Regions from separate parts of the Homo sapiens genome. Here region 2 is linked to region 1. A link is a contact called in ENCODE Hi-C data. All regions are on one chromosome and are shown on one strand. The core of a region is the stretch at or near the end of the contact, and the rest is flanking DNA. Distances in the headings are between cores, read along the strand shown.

Region 1 (5,583 bases), core at 2,019-4,518:
GCCATCTGAAGACGGTGGCATGTACAACATAATGCAAATGTTATGCGGGAGGAAACCTGCTGGCACCTTTCGAAAACTGCAGTAATTCACCCAAGATGGCTGGCTGTGGGGTGTTTGAAGACTCCTCTACCCTTGTCCTTCTCACCTGTCCATGAGTAAAACAAATACCGTTAGAGCTAGAAAAAAAAAATTACAAAGCTGAGTCTATTAACTTGCCAAGCAAGAGAACTTACTCCATGAAGAATTTCACTGAGGAGGGAAAGTCAGGGGTTTTTAAATGTTAGAAGTGGGGAGCTTATGGGGCTTATGCTAATTAAGCATTGGAAACTGGCACTCTGGATATGGGGCAGAATGAATATATAGGTCTCTACACCATTGGTTAAATAAAATAAATATCCCATTGTTCACTAGTCAGGAAAGTCTCTTCAGTTAGGTCCAGTGAGGAAGGTGCCTGTCTAAGGTTACTGAGGCTTAAAGACCCTTATCAGCTTCAGCCTGTGCTGTTAAAATACAAGAGTCAGTTGATGTCTCCTAGGCAAGCTCTACTTTAAGTGGAAATTTTTCCTTTCCCCTCCCTCCTCTTCATCTTTCCTGATCCTGAGATGCTAGGATGACCACACAAAGGATATGCAAATAATCCAATTGTCAGCTCTCTGCCACCATCTTGGTTTGGGGTGCCATTCCACAGGATTCCATTGTATTCATCCAAGTAGTTTCAGTCTCCTTTCGATGTGGTTTACTTGGACTGTGTAACAGCAATTTAAGTCATATGAATAAAACACTTAACATGCTTTGCACTTTCCCTAGGTGGAAGCAACCTTAGACCTACTAAACTGCCCTCTAGATGTAATAAGGCCTAAGAATGGTTCTAAAGATATCTATCAGTAGCTAGGCAGCAGAGTGGTGCAGCAGAAGCATGCTGGGCCCATAAAGATACCAATGAGTAGCTGTAGAGATGAAAGAAAAACAAAAAGAATGTGGAAGCCTAGGCAAGGGGGTTGTAAAAAGAGGAGAGGGGTCAACAGTGTAAAATACTACAGACTAGTATAACAGGATGAGAACTGAAAAATGTTAATAGACTTTGACCCCAAGTGTTGGTGATCTCACAGTTTCAGAGGGCTGAGGATGAGAAAAGCGGAAGAATGACTAGAAGTGTGGAAACAGGTGCTAGAAATGCTCACTACTCTCAACAAAACTTGGTCTCTTCGGCTAGGATTTACAATCAAATGCTGCCAGTCCTAATCTAGTGTTACCATTTTTCTTTTAGGGCCAGAAATATTCAACGTCTGAGGCAGAAGGAACCTTCAAAATCACTTATCAACCTCATTCTAGAAATGAGGAGAGAAGCTCTGAGAAGTGAAGTAATATTTATTTTCATTGAATTTATATGTAATTTTAAATTCATAAATTCTATGGAAGATACAAAAATGCACGTTTAAATCTTGAATAATTTTTGAAAGTTTAAAAAACAGATTAAAAGAGTTAGAGTTTTTTAAATTTTCAGTTATGGTGTTTGAGTTATTAAATTATACTGATGATCATCATGAGAAGCTTTCCATTATAGTCTTGACCCTTCTTGTATTATTATTCAGTCTACAATGGATAGGCAACAACATGTCAACTGAAAAATCATAAGATCTATAAATTTAGAAAGGAGACTTTGTTTCTTATAATGAGTTACAACCTGCAGGCTGGCCATTCTGCAGGCTGGGAAGCCCAGGCTCCCACAGAGACAGTCAACAGGCACTTTGAAGGAGGTGGGGTTGGAGCAGAAGCTTTATGCTGAATGAGTTGGCTAAACAGACATATTCAACAGATTGTAAGAAGAGCTGTGAATCTTCACTAAGAGGGGTGCTGAATAAACATGCATGTGACATGCATCCCATGCTCACTGTGGAGTGGAAACTTAACATTTAAATGCATTACAGTCCCTATACATCAAAAGGAGAAGCAGAGACATGAATGTACTAGTGCTCAGTCTCTGTAAACCTGCCAGAACCAGTCCATAGTGGGTGGTCTTTTATCAGGGGAAAGTTACTGAATCGGTCCCTTGTCCAATCAAACCTGCAGTTATGACTTGTGGAACAGGAGGGTCTTGTTAGTCAACATCTGGCCATGGATGAGCTGCAATTATTTCAATATTGCTTATGTCGAGGGCAGTTCTTATTTAACAGCTAGAGAAAAATAAAAACATTGCAGCAGTTAAAACAAAGGTTATTCTTTAAGTGTAGGTGTGAGTGACTTAACTCTTGCCTGGCATGGCCTTAGGTCTTGCTTATAATTTGTTATTGCCACAGAGTCCATTCTGTTAGCCTTCTGATCTCCATTTTAACATTAATGCTGGTCAGTTGTTGAGTCTAAGCCCTCAAAGGGAGGGGGAGCCGAGCTTGGTGGCATGTGCACCTGTACTCCCAGCTATTCCCGAGGCTGAAGCGGGAGGATCGTTTGAGCCAGAGGTTGGAGGTTGCAGAGCTACGATCCTGCCACTGCACTCCAGCCTGGGGGACACAGTGAGACCCTGTCTCAAAAAACCAGGGGTGAGGGGGACGTGAAAAGGGAGGAGGTAGGGGGGTATAGCGAGGCGTGTCCGTCCTTCCGTCCCGTCAGGGCGAGGAATTCAGCTTTTAAGGTTTATCGGGGGTCCTCTTGGCCAAAAGGGGGTCCGTTCAGTCGGTTGTGGGGCTTAGGATTTAATTTTTAGTTCTCAAACAGTAATAAAGATAATGATAATCTTGACCATACGGGATGCTGTGCCAAGCACCACTTAACAAACACTGTCATCTCATTCAATCCTCACAACAGTCCTATTTTACAGATGAGAAAAGTGAGACTTCAAGGGATAACTCGCTCTAGATTCAATAAACTGACTCAAAAGCCTTTTAACATTCTGTACAATACCTTTTATGTTTGTTTATTTAACTGTCCAGTTGGGCCACTAAAGTACAGATAAAAGCTGGGGAATGTAAGCGAGACTGGTCACTTCCCTGGGGTGAGAGAAACGCTTTCAACACTATCCGTCCATCGTATCACGCCTAACGTATCCCATAGACATCCCTCACCCCTCCACCCACTCATGCCTGTTTGAAGCAAGACTATGAAGACCGAAACACACCGGGAGCCTAAGGCACCACTCCCCGCTACCTACCGAGGTGCATCCTGCAGGCTCCTTACCGCAAGCCTGCAAACTCGCCCTGCCGGGCGCGGAGTGCAATTAGGCTTTGGGGTGGTTTGGCTCTCCGGCTTTCCGTAGCCTCTGGCCCCGCCCCCTAGCAACGCGCTGGCTTGTGTTAACAACCGGCCCGGGATCAGAGGTCTGGGTCAACTGGGGGGCGGCAGCGGCGCTAAGCGGACTGTATGGCGGTGGCCTAGGCCCCTGGCGGAATTTTGGGACCTTTCGCGACTCTAGCGACTCTCAGGCTGCCTTCCCTTCTCGGTGGCGGGGCCTCTTTGGGCCCAGCGGCTGCGGGCGCACTGTAGGACAGGAAGATCCCCCCACTCTCCACCCCGCCGCCACCGGCCATGTGGACAGAGGAAGCCGGGGCGACCGCCGAGGCCCAGGAATCCGGCATCAGGAACAAGTCTAGCAGTTCCAGTCAAATCCCGGTGGTTGGGGTGGTGACGGAGGACGATGAGGCGCAGGTATGAGCAGGTGTCTGTGCTTTCAGAGGTGGAGGGGGTGGGAGTGAAGTCTCGAGACGGGGTCCAGACCTGGGGGTGGCAAGGGTGGAACTGGGGACAGGAGTGAAGATGGGGGAAGCCGCGGGATGGAGATTCCAAGCGCAGAGCTAATCCTGATCCCCCACCCCCTGCGAACTGCACCGGTTGCGAGGGGCTGGCTGTTGTCAACCATCCTGTCTGGGGACCAGCGCTGTGTGGTCCTCCTGGAGGGTCCTAGCAAACTGAGTAGGCGGGGTTTTGCCGCGCTTCTTCGAAAAGTGGTCATAGAGCTACAGGGAGGAAAGGAATCATTCTTAGCAAAATCTTGATTTGATGACCTGATCAGTTTGAACTGAACTTTTTAATACGTAGATCCCTGTTACCGAGTGATGTTCTTGATATAGATGTAAATTTTCCCATGCTTAAATTTGCTGCGACTAAAGCCTGCACCCAGAGGGGAGGAAAACGCTGTTAAATTAGAAATTAAGCATTTTTAAAATATGAAATTGGAAGCTGGTTGTTACACGTTGGGTCGGAGAGAACCGGGAGAGAATAGAGTTGATTTGTTTTATTATGCTTGTACTGTATTTGGTTTTGGGTTTGCTTTTGTTATGAATACAAAATTCACTCTTGGAAGTTGATCTGTTGAGAAATTCCATTTGAGGCCCTTGGATCTCTATTCGAGGCGGAGGTGTTTAGAAACCCCAAGTTGTTTGTTTCCTACTAGGATTCCATTGATCCCCCAGAGAGCCCTGATCGTGCCTTAAAAGCCGCGAATTCCTGGAGGAACCCTGTCCTGCCTCACACTAATGGTGTGGGGCCACTGTGGGAATTCCTGTTGAGGCTTCTCAAATCTCAGGCTGCGTCAGGAACCCTGTCTCTTGCGTTCACATCCTGGAGCCTTGGAGAGTTCCTTGGGAGTGGTCAGTTGACTGGGGAATAGAGTTGAGCTCTCTGAGGTCTGACATTTACGCAGTAACCTGCGGAGCAACAGCATTTTGCATGAGGAGAAATAGGTGTTAGGGGAATTTGCCTAATCGATTTTGTGGACCTATTCCCCTCTGGGCGGGGAGAATTTTGAGGAACAATAGCTCTCCACTCCCTGGGCTGCAAGAAAGATCAACAATACAGCCATACTCCCAGGCAAGGGGCAAAACTGAAAAGTATGTGAATTTGATAACTGATGGCTCTCAGTCTTCCTTTACTTGCTCCAAGAAAAATTGGGCAACGTTATACAAGGCAAGCAAGCGTGGATTTTTTTTTTTTTTTAGGGAAAAATACTTTTTAAAAGCCATTGCCAAAATAGTCCAAAACATACCAAATGAAACAAGTATACCTGTGTATATGTGTGTGCATTTTCTCCCCATTTTAATTTTCTTTCTTTTCTTTCATTACTACTGCTCTTTCCAGGGCCTAGGATTCTCTTCCAAGAAGAAAGCAATCAATTTGCATTAATTCATGTTTCTGACTTGTTAATTACTAATTCTAAGAGTAGTAACATTTTCGAAGTACTGAGGAAAAAGGTAGTTTCTCCCCAAAGAAATAGAATAGGAACTTTTTATAGCTGGGAGAAATCTTAGTGATCCTCAGCCTTCTTGTTTTTTGCCTGTGGTTGTTTTTACAAATGAGAACCCTAAGTTCATGAGAAGTTAACTGAGTTACTCAGTTTCTTTACTCATAGAATGGGGGTCTAGAGACCCTGGAACGAAAAAATGATAACCTTTTAGGCCTCTGCCTTAGGCCAGTTTAGGAAAGATCCTGGGAACTGTTTCCAGTTCTTTCAAACCACTGCACATTTGCAAACTTCTCTTCTGCCTGTGTGTGCTTCTGAGACAGTATATCCTAGTGGCTAAAGGTGAGAGTATCACAACTACTTCAGTTCATTGTCAGCTTCATCACTTACCAGCTATGTGACCAAAGACCAGT
Region 2 (5,933 bases), core at 540-3,039, 1.0 Mb after region 1:
ACTTGTTAGCATGTAGTACAAGTAACACCCATCTAAGTAGTAACCTTTATGTGTAGATGAATGTTAAAGCTTCCTAATGACAGCCTGCCTCAGGTGCCCTCTTTCAGTCACCCTGGAATCACTCCCTGCTTATGTGGGGAAAGTGACCTTCAATAGTTTTCTATTTTCTGTATAATTTGGCCCAAACGTTTTAGTCTGGATTAAAACCTTTTCTCCTGCCTCCCCTCAAAGTGCCTCAGCTACACTCACCTCTCTGGCCCCCTTCAGCAATTCAAGTGAATTTGAGCTTTAATCTTTTGCACCTTGCACCTACCTCTCCGTCAGAACCCCATTTCATCTGAGCTGGTTGCTTTCTATGTGCCTTTTTGGCTTTGGGATGGACACTGTAACAAGTGATTTGCATTTCTGTGCCTCACTGTACTATGCCCCTCTCTAAGGCTGGCACAGGTCTCCTTCATTTTATACTCTACGACCTAAGAGTGCTTATAGCACAATGGGTGGTTGGTATCTATTAAACAAATGAATGTGTAAATGAATGATAGAAAGTAATTGGTGAAAAGTACGCTGAGATAGAGTCTGATCACAGGCAAAAAAAAAAAAAAAATGGAAGAATTAATAGTCCAATGGCACTTTTCTTATAAAACTGAATTACATAGTCAAACCATCATTTAAAATAATCTTACAAGGAAAACAACATTAATGTGCGTCTGTTGAGACGGATTATGCTGTTTTGGAATTAGGAAGAGAATGTGCAGTTCGCTGTTTGCTTTCAGACTGTTTGTTTGTTTTGTTTATTAAACTGGCGTCTCCAGCTCTGCAGCCCAGCCTGTGGAACCTAAATGGCCCAGGTCCCAGGAGTTCCCATCGGAGCCGTGGGCGTCCCCAGGGTTTAGAAAGGCTCCCCAGGGGCCCAAGCTGCCGGCGAGTGCAGCTCCCGCCGGCGCCACCTCTGCGGTCTGGAGCGGCGAGGACGATCCCAGAGAGGCGCCCCCACTGCCTCGGTCGTCGGGTTCTTAAGTTTTTCTCTCCAAAAATTTAATGGATAGTTTTCTTTTGCTTCTGTTTCTGACTTGATTAAAGAGGCGGAAAAAAAGGAGTTTGACTCCAAGAAGAATGATAGTAGCAGAAGGCGCATCTGGCTTTACTTTCCAAATTCCATCAAAGTTTGTGTTTTGTTTCATTTGACAGCGATCCCGTGAACGTCTCCTCTGGGGAAATGGCGCGACCAAAGCCCGCCAAGCCCAGCCTGCGAACTGGAGGATTTATTAATGTAATATGTTAAACAAAACCTCGACAGACACAAACTCAAAGGAAACCGTGCGCTCCTTAAGTCAAAGGCATCTGTTCTGGAAGCAGAACCCGGTTTGCTGTTGGTAACCAGCGTTAAGAGCAGGATTTTTAAACATGATAATGGATAAAATAAAAGAAAAGCGAAGTCCCGCGGTCCTCTGACTCCTATTCATTATCTCCAGCAGCATATGGGACCATTCTCCTACGTATCCTCGCCTTTTTCTTCTGAAAAAGCAAAAGCAACCAAGCCTGTCCCGCTTCAGAGCAATCCTACTCTTTGTGCCTGAGTAGTGCCACCACCACTACTTCCTCCTCCTCCCGCCTCCTCCTACCCCGCCCTCCTGCCGCTGGCTTTCGCTCTGGCGAGGAGGCGGCCGGCTCCCTTTGCGCCGGGAAGCCGGAGCCGCGATTGGGCGACGGTCCCTGAGCCTCCAGTTCTGCGTCGGTTTCAAGGCTCCTCCCTCCTGGTGAAAGACAGACTACGGGGCGCCTGGAAACCGGTCCGAGGGCGCGCGAGGCAGAGGAGAGGGAGCGAGTTGAGGGATTGACACAAATGGTCAGGCGGCGGCGGCGGAGAAGGAGGCGGAGGCGCAGGGGGGAGCCGAGCCCGCTGGGCTGCGGAGAGTTGCGCTCTCTACGGGGCCGCGGCCACTAGCGCGGCGCCGCCAGCCGGGAGCCAGCGAGCCGAGGGCCAGGAAGGCGGGACACGACCCCGGCGCGCCCTAGCCACCCGGGTTCTCCCCGCCGCCCGCGCTTCATGAATCGCAAGTTTCCGCGGCGGCGGCGGCTGCGGTACGCAGAACAGGAGCCGGGGGAGCGGGCCGAAAGCGGCTTGGGCTCGACGGAGGGCACCCGCGCAGAGGTCTCCCTGGCCGCAGGGGGAGCCGCCGCCGGCCGTGCCCCTGGCAGCCCCAGCGGAGCGGCGCCAAGAGAGGAGCCGAGAAAGTATGGCTGAGGAGGAGGCGCCTAAGAAGTCCCGGGCCGCCGGCGGTGGCGCGAGCTGGGAACTTTGTGCCGGGGCGCTCTCGGCCCGGCTGGCGGAGGAGGGCAGCGGGGACGCCGGTGGCCGCCGCCGCCCGCCAGTTGACCCCCGGCGATTGGCGCGCCAGCTGCTGCTGCTGCTTTGGCTGCTGGAGGCTCCGCTGCTGCTGGGGGTCCGGGCCCAGGCGGCGGGCCAGGGGCCAGGCCAGGGGCCCGGGCCGGGGCAGCAACCGCCGCCGCCGCCTCAGCAGCAACAGAGCGGGCAGCAGTACAACGGCGAGCGGGGCATCTCCGTCCCGGACCACGGCTATTGCCAGCCCATCTCCATCCCGCTGTGCACGGACATCGCGTACAACCAGACCATCATGCCCAACCTGCTGGGCCACACGAACCAGGAGGACGCGGGCCTGGAGGTGCACCAGTTCTACCCTCTAGTGAAAGTGCAGTGTTCCGCTGAGCTCAAGTTCTTCCTGTGCTCCATGTACGCGCCCGTGTGCACCGTGCTAGAGCAGGCGCTGCCGCCCTGCCGCTCCCTGTGCGAGCGCGCGCGCCAGGGCTGCGAGGCGCTCATGAACAAGTTCGGCTTCCAGTGGCCAGACACGCTCAAGTGTGAGAAGTTCCCGGTGCACGGCGCCGGCGAGCTGTGCGTGGGCCAGAACACGTCCGACAAGGGCACCCCGACGCCCTCGCTGCTTCCAGAGTTCTGGACCAGCAACCCTCAGCACGGCGGCGGAGGGCACCGTGGCGGCTTCCCGGGGGGCGCCGGCGCGTCGGAGCGAGGCAAGTTCTCCTGCCCGCGCGCCCTCAAGGTGCCCTCCTACCTCAACTACCACTTCCTGGGGGAGAAGGACTGCGGCGCACCTTGTGAGCCGACCAAGGTGTATGGGCTCATGTACTTCGGGCCCGAGGAGCTGCGCTTCTCGCGCACCTGGATTGGCATTTGGTCAGTGCTGTGCTGCGCCTCCACGCTCTTCACGGTGCTTACGTACCTGGTGGACATGCGGCGCTTCAGCTACCCGGAGCGGCCCATCATCTTCTTGTCCGGCTGTTACACGGCCGTGGCCGTGGCCTACATCGCCGGCTTCCTCCTGGAAGACCGAGTGGTGTGTAATGACAAGTTCGCCGAGGACGGGGCACGCACTGTGGCGCAGGGCACCAAGAAGGAGGGCTGCACCATCCTCTTCATGATGCTCTACTTCTTCAGCATGGCCAGCTCCATCTGGTGGGTGATCCTGTCGCTCACCTGGTTCCTGGCGGCTGGCATGAAGTGGGGCCACGAGGCCATCGAAGCCAACTCACAGTATTTTCACCTGGCCGCCTGGGCTGTGCCGGCCATCAAGACCATCACCATCCTGGCGCTGGGCCAGGTGGACGGCGATGTGCTGAGCGGAGTGTGCTTCGTGGGGCTTAACAACGTGGACGCGCTGCGTGGCTTCGTGCTGGCGCCCCTCTTCGTGTACCTGTTTATCGGCACGTCCTTTCTGCTGGCCGGCTTTGTGTCGCTCTTCCGCATCCGCACCATCATGAAGCACGATGGCACCAAGACCGAGAAGCTGGAGAAGCTCATGGTGCGCATTGGCGTCTTCAGCGTGCTGTACACTGTGCCAGCCACCATCGTCATCGCCTGCTACTTCTACGAGCAGGCCTTCCGGGACCAGTGGGAACGCAGCTGGGTGGCCCAGAGCTGCAAGAGCTACGCTATCCCCTGCCCTCACCTCCAGGCGGGCGGAGGCGCCCCGCCGCACCCGCCCATGAGCCCGGACTTCACGGTCTTCATGATTAAGTACCTTATGACGCTGATCGTGGGCATCACGTCGGGCTTCTGGATCTGGTCCGGCAAGACCCTCAACTCCTGGAGGAAGTTCTACACGAGGCTCACCAACAGCAAACAAGGGGAGACTACAGTCTGAGACCCGGGGCTCAGCCCATGCCCAGGCCTCGGCCGGGGCGCAGCGATCCCCCAAAGCCAGCGCCGTGGAGTTCGTGCCAATCCTGACATCTCGAGGTTTCCTCACTAGACAACTCTCTTTCGCAGGCTCCTTTGAACAACTCAGCTCCTGCAAAAGCTTCCGTCCCTGAGGCAAAAGGACACGAGGGCCCGACTGCCAGAGGGAGGATGGACAGACCTCTTGCCCTCACACTCTGGTACCAGGACTGTTCGCTTTTATGATTGTAAATAGCCTGTGTAAGATTTTTGTAAGTATATTTGTATTTAAATGACGACCGATCACGCGTTTTTCTTTTTCAAAAGTTTTTAATTATTTAGGGCGGTTTAACCATTTGAGGCTTTTCCTTCTTGCCCTTTTCGGAGTATTGCAAAGGAGCTAAAACTGGTGTGCAACCGCACAGCGCTCCTGGTCGTCCTCGCGCGCCTCTCCCTACCACGGGTGCTCGGGACGGCTGGGCGCCAGCTCCGGGGCGAGTTCAGCACTGCGGGGTGCGACTAGGGCTGCGCTGCCAGGGTCACTTCCCGCCTCCTCCTTTTGCCCCCTCCCCCTCCTTCTGTCCCCTCCCTTTCTTTCCTGGCTTGAGGTAGGGGCTCTTAAGGTACAGAACTCCACAAACCTTCCAAATCTGGAGGAGGGCCCCCATACATTACAATTCCTCCCTTGCTCGGCGGTGGATTGCGAAGGCCCGTCCCTTCGACTTCCTGAAGCTGGATTTTTAACTGTCCAGAACTTTCCTCCAACTTCATGGGGGCCCACGGGTGTGGGCGCTGGCAGTCTCAGCCTCCCTCCACGGTCACCTTCAACGCCCAGACACTCCCTTCTCCCACCTTAGTTGGTTACAGGGTGAGTGAGATAACCAATGCCAAACTTTTTGAAGTCTAATTTTTGAGGGGTGAGCTCATTTCATTCTCTAGTGTCTAAAACCTGGTATGGGTTTGGCCAGCGTCATGGAAAGATGTGGTTACTGAGATTTGGGAAGAAGCATGAAGCTTTGTGTGGGTTGGAAGAGACTGAAGATATGGGTTATAAAATGTTAATTCTAATTGCATACGGATGCCTGGCAACCTTGCCTTTGAGAATGAGACAGCCTGCGCTTAGATTTTACCGGTCTGTAAAATGGAAATGTTGAGGTCACCTGGAAAGCTTTGTTAAGGAGTTGATGTTTGCTTTCCTTAACAAGACAGCAAAACGTAAACAGAAATTGAAAACTTGAAGGATATTTCAGTGTCATGGACTTCCTCAAAATGAAGTGCTATTTTCTTATTTTTAATCAAATAACTAGACATATATCAGAAACTTTAAAATGTAAAAGTTGTACACTTTCAACATTTTATTACGATTATTATTCAGCAGCACATTCTGAGGGGGGAACAATTCACACCACCAATAATAACCTGGTAAGATTTCAGGAGGTAAAGAAGGTGGAATAATTGACGGGGAGATAGCGCCTGAAATAAACAAAATATGGGCATGCATGCTAAAGGGAAAATGTGTGCAGGTCTACTGCATTAAATCCTGTGTGCTCCTCTTTTGGATTTACAGAAATGTGTCAAATGTAAATCTTTCAAAGCCATTTAAAAATATTCACTTTAGTTCTCTGTGAAGAAGAGGAGAAAAGCAATCCTCCTGATTGTATTGTTTTAAACTTTAAGAATTTATCAAAATGCCGGTACTTAGGACCTAAATTTATCTATGTCTGTCATACGCTAAAAT

What was found. Hi-C counts contacts between places; a loop is a spot of excess contacts on that map. Pooled maps may share reads with other maps.
Region 2: a loop to region 1 is called in a map of ascending aorta, with 2.9 times the contacts of the local background. The contact joins the promoter of FZD1 here to the promoter of CFAP69 in region 1. A Hi-C loop is called at or near these places in 1 of 168 maps with a recorded cell type or tissue (ascending aorta), 2 of 37 single-sample maps with no recorded cell type and 7 of 50 pooled maps.

The regions. Positions count from the first base shown.
Region 1 is chr7:90,241,906-90,247,488 of GRCh38, forward strand. CFAP69 (cilia and flagella associated protein 69) reads left to right here and starts at 3,269. Exons shown (of 23, transcript NM_001039706.3): 1 at 3,269-3,639. The coding sequence starts at 3,520. LOC107986819 (a long non-coding RNA gene) reads right to left here and starts at 3,226. Exons shown (of 2, transcript XR_007060423.1): 1 at 3,172-3,226; 2 at 1-2,174. It also overlaps a transcript of STEAP2 not described here. RefSeq lists an enhancer at 4,134-4,646.
Region 2 is chr7:91,262,644-91,268,576 of GRCh38, forward strand. It overlaps FZD1 (frizzled class receptor 1), which reads left to right and starts at 1,790. Exons shown (of 1, transcript NM_003505.2): 1 at 1,790-5,933. The coding sequence starts at 2,238. The coding sequence ends at 4,181. RefSeq lists an enhancer at 1,575-1,754 and silencers at 1,875-2,384, 2,475-2,534.